Linked DNA regions of Homo sapiens: region 1 is linked to region 2. The links are chromatin loops, found by intact Hi-C in ENCODE. Cell type or tissue: psoas muscle. All regions are shown on one strand. Links, peaks and the distances in the headings refer to the core of each region. The heading gives the core; the rest is flanking DNA.

Evidence for each region. A loop is a pair of places that touch in the nucleus more often than their neighbours do. Peaks named below come from ENCODE experiments on the same cell type or tissue, not always from the same donor. Only the 100,000 strongest peaks of a DNase experiment are listed, where the experiment ranks them.
Region 1: it touches region 2 in a loop (3-fold over the local background); 27 of 110 quality-filtered maps call a loop at or near these places.

The regions. Positions count from the first base shown.
Region 1 is chr10:695,112-700,479 of GRCh38, reverse strand. No RefSeq gene overlaps it. Among named protein-coding and RNA genes, the nearest start is that of DIP2C, 8.1 kb to the right of the region's middle. RefSeq lists enhancers at 1-17, 18-518. In psoas muscle, for the core only: no CTCF peak of the experiment used is centred there; no DNase peak of the experiment used is centred there; H3K27me3 peaks cover 1,823 bases.
Region 2 is chr10:772,427-777,794 of GRCh38, reverse strand. No RefSeq gene overlaps it. Among named protein-coding and RNA genes, the nearest start is that of DIP2C, 85 kb to the right of the region's middle. In psoas muscle, for the core only: no CTCF peak of the experiment used is centred there; a DNase peak (open chromatin) is centred at 2,134; H3K4me3 peaks cover 635 bases.

The DNA.
Region 1 (5,368 bases), core at 112-5,111, 77 kb after region 2:
CACACACCACACAGTGCACACGCATGCATGCACACACAGCACACACAGGTGCACACTCATGCATGCACACACACCACACACAGTTGCACGCTCATGCATGCACACACACCACACACAGTGCATGCTCATGCACACACACCACACAGTGCACACACATGCATGCACACACAGCACACACAGGTGCACACTCATGCATGCACACACACCACACAGTGCACGCTCACGCACACACACCACACAGTGCATGCTCATGCACATACACCACACACAGTGCACATGCATGCATGCACACATAGCACACACAGGTGCACGCTCATGCACACACTGCCCAGGAGAGTGGAGGATTGACCCGACTGTTGAGAGTGAAGAAGAAATGGGTGTGCACAGTCCGGAGGTGGCTCCTCTTCTTCCTCGAAGGGGTGACTGTGTGTGCAGGAAACTCCCCCGTCTGTTCTCCAGGGTGGTCTCTGCTTGACAGAGGAGCCAGCCCCAGTGCAGAGGGGCTTCCTGTTACTGCAGCTCATTTTTATGGGCCAGTACTAGGAAGTGCGCTTCTCTGAAGAGCTAAGACACATTCACTAGTAGAAGTTTTATGATAATGAAAGGGAATATTTTGGTCTCAGAAAATTATAACCAGAGGCACTGTCTGTCGGAGTAGCCATCCATTTACTAAGGTGACCTGAAATGTGTGATGTCAAATGAAACTGTCTGGCAGCCCATCAGTTAATCAGCAGATGAGATGAGCAGGATCCGTTTCTCATATTCTAGAAATAAAACCCGTCTCTTTTGTAATCGCCTGTTCGTTGCCTTTTAGTTTCTTTGTTATTCAAAAATTGTAGAAGTTGTGTACCATATGTTACTAATAATTTCTTCCACTGCACTCCACAGCTTTGGTTCATTCATTTACCGTGTGAGAGTTAACCCTCTGTAGTTTCCGATGCTCAGGATGCAAAGTCTCTGCCTAAATTTGTTTTCCCTCATATTAACATCTGTTATGGGGTGAACTGTGTCCCCCAAAAGAAGATAGATGGAAGTCCTAATCCTTAGCACCTCAGAGTGTAGCTATTTTGGAAATAGGGTGTTTGCAGATTTAGCCATGTCAAGATCAGGTCGTTACTGTGGGTCCTAATCCAATATGACTGATGTCCTCATAAAAAGGGGACATTTGGAGCCAGCACAGTTGAGGGAAGACGGCAGTGCGGTCATGGAGTCAGAGGCTGGAGGGATGCGGTGATGAGCTGCCAAATGCCAAGCACTGCAGAGCTCCCAGGAGCTGGAAAGATGGGAAGGATCTACCCCTCCAGGAGTCAGGGAGAGCAGGGCCCTGCTGACAGCTGGATCTCAGACGTCCAGCCCCAGGACTGAGACAAGACCTTTCTGGGGTTTTGTTTTTCCTTTTATTGATTAATTGACTGATTGACAGGGTCTCCTTCTGTCACCAAAACTGGAGCGCAGTGGCACAATCATAGATTACTGCAATCTCAAACTCCGGGGCCAAGGTAGTCCTCAGCCTCCTGAGTAGCTGGGACCACAGGCACGCCACCACGCCTGGCTAATTGTTTTCATGTTAATCTTTTGTAGAGATGAAATCTTTCTGTGTTGCCCAGGCTGGTCTCAAGGGATCTGCCCTCCTTGGCCTCCCAAAGTGCTGGGATTACAGGCATGAGCCAGCGTGCCTGGCTGATGTCTGTTGCTTAAAGTCACCCAGTTTGTGGCACTTAGCTATGGCTGCCCCAGGAATCTGATACAATGTCTAATTTCCAATTTTTAGTATATATGCTGCTGAAGCGAGCACAGTATCTAATTTCCACAGCAATGTTTAAAAACAGCATTTTGGGCTGGGCGTGGTGGCTCACGCCCGTAATCCCAGGACTTTGGGAGGCCAAGGCGGGCACATCGCTTGAGGTCAGGAGTTTGAGACCAGCCTGGCCAAAGTGGTGAAACCCCGTCTCTACTAAAAAATACAAAAATTAGCCGGGTGTGGTGGCACACGCCTGTAGTCCCAGCTACTCAGGAGGCTGAGGCAAAAGAATCGCTTGAACCCAGGAGGCGAAGGTTGCAGTGAGCCGAGATCGTGCTATTGCACTCCAGCCTGGGCGACACAGTGGGACACTGTCTCAAAAACAAAACAACAAAAAAACCTACAGCATTTTGCATCCCTATTGTTTAAAAAAAATCTGATTTATCATATCTTAAAAATCATGAGTTCAACTCTATTTCTGTCTGCATTTGTCTTTTGCTTCATCCATCTCTTCCCCTGTTGCTAACACGGATCTTTCTCCGTGAGAGCACACCCTCTGTGTTCCTATCCCTTGTCTGTCCTTCCCTCCGTTCCTGACCTCTTTCTTTCCACCCTCGAATCTTTTTCTTTCTCTCTTTCCTGTGCTTCAGAGTATTTTCATCTAACGTTCTGCGGAGGCCCATGGTTGGAGGGAGTGACAGCCGCGCCTTCCCGTGAAGGGAATGGAGTAGGTGCCACACAATGGGCGTGCCCACCGGAGACCCGAGCAAGAGTGAATGATTTTCAAATTAACCTCCTCGTTCTTCACCTTCCTCAGGAACACGCTACTCATGGTACTTGCTAAATTCTGCTTTGCTCTCCTGTGAGTTTTTTGCACAACTACTTTTTCCTGGGGTCTAAACTCCTTGAGAAACCACGTGCAGCCCTTGGTGAGGCTGGAAAGGAGGATGCTAGAGGGGCTGCAGGAAGGGGTGCGTGGGTCTGAGCCTGCGGGGCTGGGGCAAGCTGTTACGGGGGCTGCAGGAAGGGGGACGTGCGTCTGAGCCTGCGGGGCTGGGGCAAGCTGCTTTGGGATAGGCGGTCTCCTCAGTGCCCTCCCCTGTAGCTGTGGGGCGTCAGGGGGTGTCTGGTGCAAGTGCTTTGGCCAAGACTCTGTGACTGTCTGCCTGGCCACGCTTTCCCATCTGGGGTCAGATTCCCGAGGAGCCTGTGCGTGCGGAAACCTTGGCTTTGGCGTTGCATGAAGGCCCCGCGGGGAAATGTCCTCAGTGAGCATCCAGAGAGGCGTTCCAGGAACGGGGATCCAGGGCCCCGTGTGCCCGTTTCTCTCTGAGCCAGGGCAGGGTGAGGAGTGGGGAAGGAAACCGGAGCCTGGTCAGGCTCACGGAAGCCGCGTGCAGAGCGTGACAACCTGCCAAGATCCCCCACGCCCACACCGGAGGTCTGACCACCAGAGGGAAACCACCAGCCGGGCAGCACCTGGGGCGGGGGAGATGAGCAGCTGGTCTGGGAGAGGCCCTGGCCATGCACTTCGAGGGCTGAGTGACACAAGGTCCCCATGGGCAGGGGAAGGGTTTTGAATCAGATCTTTTGGACAATCCATGGTTCCTTATAAACTAACCTCTCCTGGCTAAAAAGGCCTGACTTTCCAGGGGTGTCCACCGGCTTCTGTTTCCTTTTGTGTCTGTCGCTGGGACTACAGGCCCTACACGTGTGTAAGCTCCTGAGCCACGTCCTAGGACTGTAGGACCTACCTGAGTGTAAGCTCCTGACCCACGTCCTGGGACTAGGCCCTACCTGAGTGTAAGCTCCTAAGCCACGTCCTAGGACTACCGGCCCTGCATGCATGTAAGCTCTTGAGCCACATCCTAGGACTACAGGCCCTACACGTGTAAGCTCCTGAGCCACGTCCTAGGACTACCGGCCCTACACGTGAAAGCTCCTGAGCCACGTCCTAGGACTACCGGCCCTGCATGCATGTAAGCTCTTGAGCCATGTCCTAGGACTACAGGCCCTACACGTGTAAGCTCCTGAGACACGTCCTAGGACTGTAGGCCCTACCTGAGTGTAAGCTCCTAAGCCACGTCCTAGGACTACTGGCCCTGCATGCATGTAAGCTCCTAAGCCACGTCCTAGGACTACTGGCCCTGCATGCATGTAAGCTCCTCAGCCACATCCTAGGACTACAGGCCCTGCATGCCTGTAAGCTCCTGAGCCACGTCCTAAGACTACAGGCCCTGCATGTGTGTAAGCTCCTGAGCCACGTCCTATATGACATCCAGCACATGGCTTGGCAAAGGATGCTGTCTAAAATTCTTCATGAGTCCACACAAAGCAAATGGAGTCATAAAAATAAAACAAAAAAGAGTAACGTAGAAAATAAACCAAAAAACCCTGAATCATGTACATCCGATGTTCTCCTCAAAGATCACACAGGACCCTCACCCTTTGAGACGCCGTCTGCCCAGACACACTGCTTGCTAGATATGAGGAGCTGTGGGTCCCCAGAGATCACACAAGATCCTCACCCTCTCAGATGCCGTACACCCGGACGCACTGCCTGTTGGATGTGAGCAGCTGCGGGTCCCCAGAAATCACAAGGGACCCTCACCTGCGAGTTCAGAGATCACACAGGACCCTCACCCTCTGAGATGCCGTCCACCTGGACGCACTGCTTGGTGGATGTGAGCAGCTGTGGGTCCCCAGAGATCATACAGGATCCTCACCTGCGGGTCCCCAGAGATCACACAGGATCCTCACCCGCGGGTCCCCAGACATCATGCAGGACCCTCACCCTCTGAGATGCCATCCGCCTGGACGCACTGCTCGCTGGATATGAGGAGCTGTGGGTCCCCAGAGGTCACACAGGATCCTCACCTGTGGGTCCCCAGAGATCATGGGGGATCCTCACCCTCTGAGACGCCATCTGCCCGGACACACTGCTTGGTGGATGTGAGCCTGCGGGTTCCTGGTTTCTGCCCAGCTGACATGTGGTGGTTCTCAGCGAGGCTGCTCGGGCGCTGTAGGCTGGGTGCCCCATCCTCCAGCGGCTGTCATGTGGCCATGGGTGGGTCACAGCCACGCGTGTTCCCAGTGTGATGAGCCGATGGGTGGGCTGCTCTCTGCCCACACCCGGCTGGCCCAGGCCGTTGTCTTGCCCTGAGGACTGGCCCTGTGGTGTCCTGAGTGGCAGGGCCAAGGGCTCTGCTTCTTCCTGTGCTGAGGTGGTCACCCCGTGACAGGTTCTGTCTGCAGCGCACACCCTCCAGGAGGCACCTGCCCCCCAGCCCCTGCCTCAGGCCCCGCTTCCTGGAGCCCAGCCTAAGACATCGGTGGCCAGGACGGCAAGGACCTGAGACACAGTGCCAGCCACAGCAGCACTCCTGCCTGAGTGGGGTCTGGATGTTCCGGGAGGGCCCTTGTCTCAGACTCCCCCAGACCTTTCTCGACAAATGAAGCTTCAACCTCTGGTTTGCCAGGTGATGGTTAGGCAGCCTGGTCTCACAGCTGCTGGACTCCCTGGATCACTGTGGCCTCAGTGTGGACAGTGGAGCCTCACGACCCTCTCTGTTTTTCTTTGCTTTTGTCAGGTGTGGGTGTGAGATGGCCCAGACTTGGGCCACAGCC
Region 2 (5,368 bases), core at 87-5,086:
TTCCTTGGTGTCACAGCCCACGCCGGGGGGAGGCCTGTGGGGTCGGGGTTTCCTTGGTGTCACAGCCCACGCCGGGGGGAGGCCTGTGGGGTCGGGGTTTCCTTGGTGTCACAGCCCACGCCGGGGGGAGGCCTGTGGGGTCGGGGTTTCCTTGGTGTCACAGCCCACGCCGGGGGGAGGCCTGTGGGGTCGGGGTTTCCTTGGTGTCACAGCCCACGCCGGGGAAGGAGGCCTGTGGGGTCGGGGTTTCCTTGGGGTCACAGCCCACGCCGGGGGGAGGCCTGTGGGGTCGGGGTTTCCTTGGGATCACAGCCCACGCCAGGGGAGGCCTGTGGGGTCGGGGTTTCCTTGGGGTCACAGCCCACGCCGGGGGGAGGCCTGTGGGGTCGGGGTTTCCTTGGGGTCACAGCCCACGCCGGGGGAGGCCTGTAGGGTCGGGGTTTCCTTGGGATCACAGCACACGCTGGGGAAGGAGGCCTGTGGGGTTGGGGTTTCCTTGGTGTCACAGCACACGCTGGGGAAGGAGGCACCTGGGGTTGGGGTTTCCCACTGACACGTTTCTGTGTCACAGATTTGCACACACGGGAATGCTGGGCGTTCCGGTTCTGCAGAGCACGCAGTGGGCACAGCCTGAAAATCACCTTTCTAAAACGGGCATGGTTTTCCTGACCTCCCACGTCCTCTGCAGCGGCAGGTAGGGGACAGCGGGTCTCTGAGTGCATCCCTGGCTGCCGGCCAGGCCTCGCAAGGGGCGTAGATGGCTTAGATTGGCTGGACTGGACCTGACTTATAAATAATCCAGGAGCTGTGTGATGCCTCCCGGGCCGGGGCTGCCATGGGCCTTGCCTAGGGAAGATCTGCGGGAGGCTTGGCCGAGTGAGTTTGCTTTGATTTCTCAGAGAGTCAGATGGGCCTCTTGGGCTTCAGGACGCCTGGTGACAGCTCGTGCCGGTGTCCTGAACTGACCGCTCCTGCCTCGGAATCAAATCGGGGGCAGAAAAGCCAAATCCAGGCCAGGGGTGACCTCGAACTAAAATCCCCTGGAGAACTTGTTGAAATGCAGGTTCCTGGGCCCCTTCCAGAAAGCCAGCTCCACAGGCGAAGCCGCCCAGGGCATCTGGACGGGGCCCAGGGCCATGCCCTGAGAAGCAAAGTATGATGGTGCTTTTAGAATCGACAAGCTGTGAGGAGGAGAAAACCAAAAACAGGGCTGAGCCTAGAAAGTGCCGCTCATGGGAGGGGCACGGTGGCTCATGCCTGTAATCCCCACGCTTTGGGAGGCCGAGGCGGGTGGATCACCTGAGGTCGGGAGTTTGAGACCAGCCTGACCAACATGGTGAAACTCTGTCTCTACTAAAAATACAAAAATTAGCCGGGCGTGGTGGCCCATGTCTGTAATCCCAGCTACTTGGGAGGCTGAGGCAGGAGAATTGCTTGAACCTGGGAGGCAGAGGTTGCAGTGAGCTGAGCACCACTGCACTCCAGCCTGGGCAACAGAGCAAGACTCTGTCTCAAAAAAAAAAGAAAGAAAGAAAGAAAGAAAGAAAGAAAGAAAGAAAGAAAGAAAGAAAGAAAGAAAGAAGGAAGGAAGGAAGGAAGGAAGGAAGGAAGGAAGGAAGGAAGGAAGGAAGGAAGGAAAGAACGAACGAAAGTACGACTTGTGGTGAGAGCTTGACGGAAGCACCTTCTGCTCCTGCCTCCCGTCTTGGGCTGGCCTTGCCTGGTGGACTTCAGGGACCTCGTCTGGCCATGCAGGGCCTCCCGCCGGGCTGCCAGGGTCAGGGCTCAGCCGAACGCACAGGTGTCGAGGGCTAAGAACAGATCCACCTTGTGGCATTAGAGACCCAGGCCGTCCACCAGGTGACCAGAAGGGCCTCTGATCTGACGGAGAATGATTACCTGAGGCCAGAGGGGAACCGAGGCCAGGGCCACCCCTTTAGACCTGGATGTGGAGGCCTGGGTTGGGCCCAGGCACTCACAGGGCGTCTGTGCCGGCGGCATCTGCACCCACTGCCCGCACCCAGCAACCCCTGACCCTCGCTGCACTGACCCCGGTGCCTGCCCGGCCCCCAGCTTCCTGCGGGCTCCCTCCTGGTTTCGCTCCTTGCTTCCTCCCTGGCTGCCCGCCCCCTCTGAGACTCATGACTCATCTGACATTTCTCAGGAGGCTTCTCTGTGCCAGGCAGGCACACCAAGGCTCTCTTCCAACAATATCTCAGGAGGGCTTGTGGCACCGGCGCTGCCAGCGGCTGGCGCCTCTAAACCCAGCGTGCGATCCGTCTCCACAGCCACCAGCCCTCACGCTGGACACAGGGGCTGAGGCCGGGCATCACAGATGCGTGGAAAGCTGGCCACAGGCTCCTGACGAAGGACCCTTGGACCTCCTCGCCTCCCACCGGATAAGAAGCATCCCCTCTGTGGGCGACGATGCAGTCCAGAGCTGGAGAGGGAGAGACTTCAGAAAGAATGGGACCCAGGCCACTGTAGAAAACGTCTCCTCTCGCAGGCGGTACTGGGGGGTTCTGGGGTGTAGGTGTGGCCGGCACAGCTGACCGCTTCCATCAGTTCCTGAGTGGGTCACTGAGGCTGTGGCAGCAAACCCTGCCCGTCGGGGGATGGCGAGGGTGTGAGTGCTTGGACCTTCATCCTTGGCTCAGAGGAAGTGCTCAGCGCACTTCTCCCGTGTGAAGGTGATGTCTCCGTTTCTGTTGGTTCTTTTGTGAACTGAAATGAGCAAGTTGAAGAGACTAAATAGCTTACTATGACACCCATGTCTCACTGTTATCTTTAAAGACACAGGGAGCATAGTCCCTGTCCACGGGTTAGTCTCGGGGATCTGGGGAGGCCAGTGGTTAGGACAGAGAGCGGCGTGATGGCGTGCATGCTGACGGCCCCGAGCGCGGTGACCCTAACCCTGACACAGCGCCATGGCCCGTCTCCAGGTGTGGCTGCACCTGCCCAAGCGGCGGCAAAGTTTCTGTTTGGGGCCTTGGGCAAACGTTTCGGAAAGAGCTTCAGTGTTAACAAACTCTACTCCCAACCTCCAGTCAGGGCCAGACTTAGGGCCAGTGCCCAGGGTTTGCCCCAGGACACAAAAGCATCTTGAGGGGAAAAAATAATCATCGAGATTATGCAAAACTTCCTGCCCCTTCGCTCTTTAGCAAACCTTGACTGCAGCCTCCAGCCTCGTTTCTCAGGACACCTCCAGCATCTCAGCCCCACCACGAGCCCCCAGAGACGAACCTGGACTTGGGTGAGCTCTGGAGGGATTCGCTGGCAGGGGAAGTGTGGAGCCTGGCCCTGCGCAGGGCTGGGCCTCGCCACCGGCCCTCCTTCCTCAGCATGGGCCTCTGCCCCTGTTCAGGGAAAGTGACCCCCTGCCTGCTGAGGGTGATATCTATGCTTGCATTTCCGGGGTGCACCTCCATTCGCTCGTTTTTAAAACTCCATCTTTAATACCTGGTATTTTCAATGCTGACGCTGCCTGGCAGTCCCAGCTCTATGGTATTTTCAATGCTGACGCTGCCCGGCAGTCCCAGCTCTACTTTCTAAAATGAATAACTGGAGTTGGAGGAAAAAGCAGTTTTCTGAAACTCAGGGCTGCAGCCAACCTTTGTCCATCCAAGAATGTCCCCGAATCACTGGGGCACACCTTGCAGCCACCTCGACATCAGACAGGCCCTCCTGCCTCGGGGGCACGGGGACACGGCCATCGTCTGGAGCACGTGTACCCAGCTTCTCAACACACCGCCACCCGCCTGGCCCAGCCCCTACCCTCTCGCCTCCTGCACCCCTGCAGCAGCCAGAGGCTGGTTTCCCTGCAAAATGCGCGACCCCATCATGTCCCTGCTCACATGCTCCCGCAGGGCCTGCCGCCCTCCCCAGCAGGGCCCGCCACCCTCCCCAGCAGGGCCCGTCACCCTCCCTAGCAGGGCCCACCACCCGCCCCAGCAGAACCTGCCACCATCAGAACCCGAAGATCTCAGGGCGCTCTAGGAGTTCTGGGGGGCCTGGCTCTTCCTGCCAGGGAAAGCACCTCTGACCCGTCTCCTCCCGCATCAGCTCCTGGCTTATTCTCCGCGTGACCCGTCCCTCTCTGTGAGTCATTTGTGTTCCAGGGCAAGGCTGGCCGCTGCCGGGGCCCAGGCACACACAGGCACACTGGGATCATTTGTGAAATAAATGCGTGAATATTAAATATCCCATTTCAGTTACTGCCAAAGTCACTGGACTCTGGATTCCACGTGATCTCCGTCCAAGAGCCCTGGGGGTTGCGTCTACACCTAGGAGCCATGTCTTCCTACCCACGTTAGTGAAGTCTGGGGTTAGTTCAGTGCAAAAACTTACATTTATCAATAAAATGAAATCTCGCCAGGCTGAGCGCAGTGGTTCACGCCTGTAATCCCAGCACTTTGGGAGGCCGAGGTGGGCAGATCACCTGAGGTCGGGAATTTGAGATCAGCCTGACCAACACGGCAAAACCCTGTCTCTACTAAAATACAAACATTAGCCGGGCATGGTGGCATGTGCCTGTAACCGCAGGTACTTGGAAGGCTGAGGCAGAAGCATCGCTTGAACCTGGGAGGCGGAGGTTGCAGTGAGCCAAGATTGCACCATCGCACTCGAGCCTGGGCAACAAGAGTGAAACTCCGTCTCAAAAAAAAAAAAAAAAAAAAATCTTGGCAGAGTCAGTCTTTCCACCTTGTTAGGATCTTTTCAGAGACTGCGTCACCCTCAGCAGGATGGTCCCACCTTGAGTGCCTACACTAATTTGAGGGGTGTCCTCACCTCGCCCCACCTGCTGAGTCACCGTTCCATGAATGGCAAGGAGCAGGGGGCCCAGTGACCCCCGCCTGAAATCCACGGTGGGTCTGCTCCATCTCATCCTCCCAGCCGGCCACCAGCACCCGGGACAAACAGAAGAAGAAGACACCCATGTAATTTTAGATTCCTCGTAGCCATGGTTAAGAAGTAAAAGAAGCAGATAAAATTCTGATAAAATATTTTAAACCACTATATCCGTAGTATTATTTCAACATGTAACCAGTATACAAATCATTAATGAGGTATTTTGTTGGGGGGTGTTGCCGCCAAGTCTCGGAAATCTGATGTGTTTTACGCTGACAGCCTGGCGTCGACCCAGCCCCTCTTTTCAGCCCCAATCTGTGCAGTGAGCTGGTCCCAGCGTCTACTACCCCCAAGGCCCCACCAGGCCTGGCTGTCCGCTTCTCTCCCAGTCACACCTGTGGGGCCTCAGGGCCATTTCCACACTCTGGCCGTCCTCACCTGGAACCCATCTGCGCACAGGTGGGCCAGGGAAGCCCTGCTCTGGAGGCGTGGCGGAGGCCAAGCCCCAGCCAACCCACTT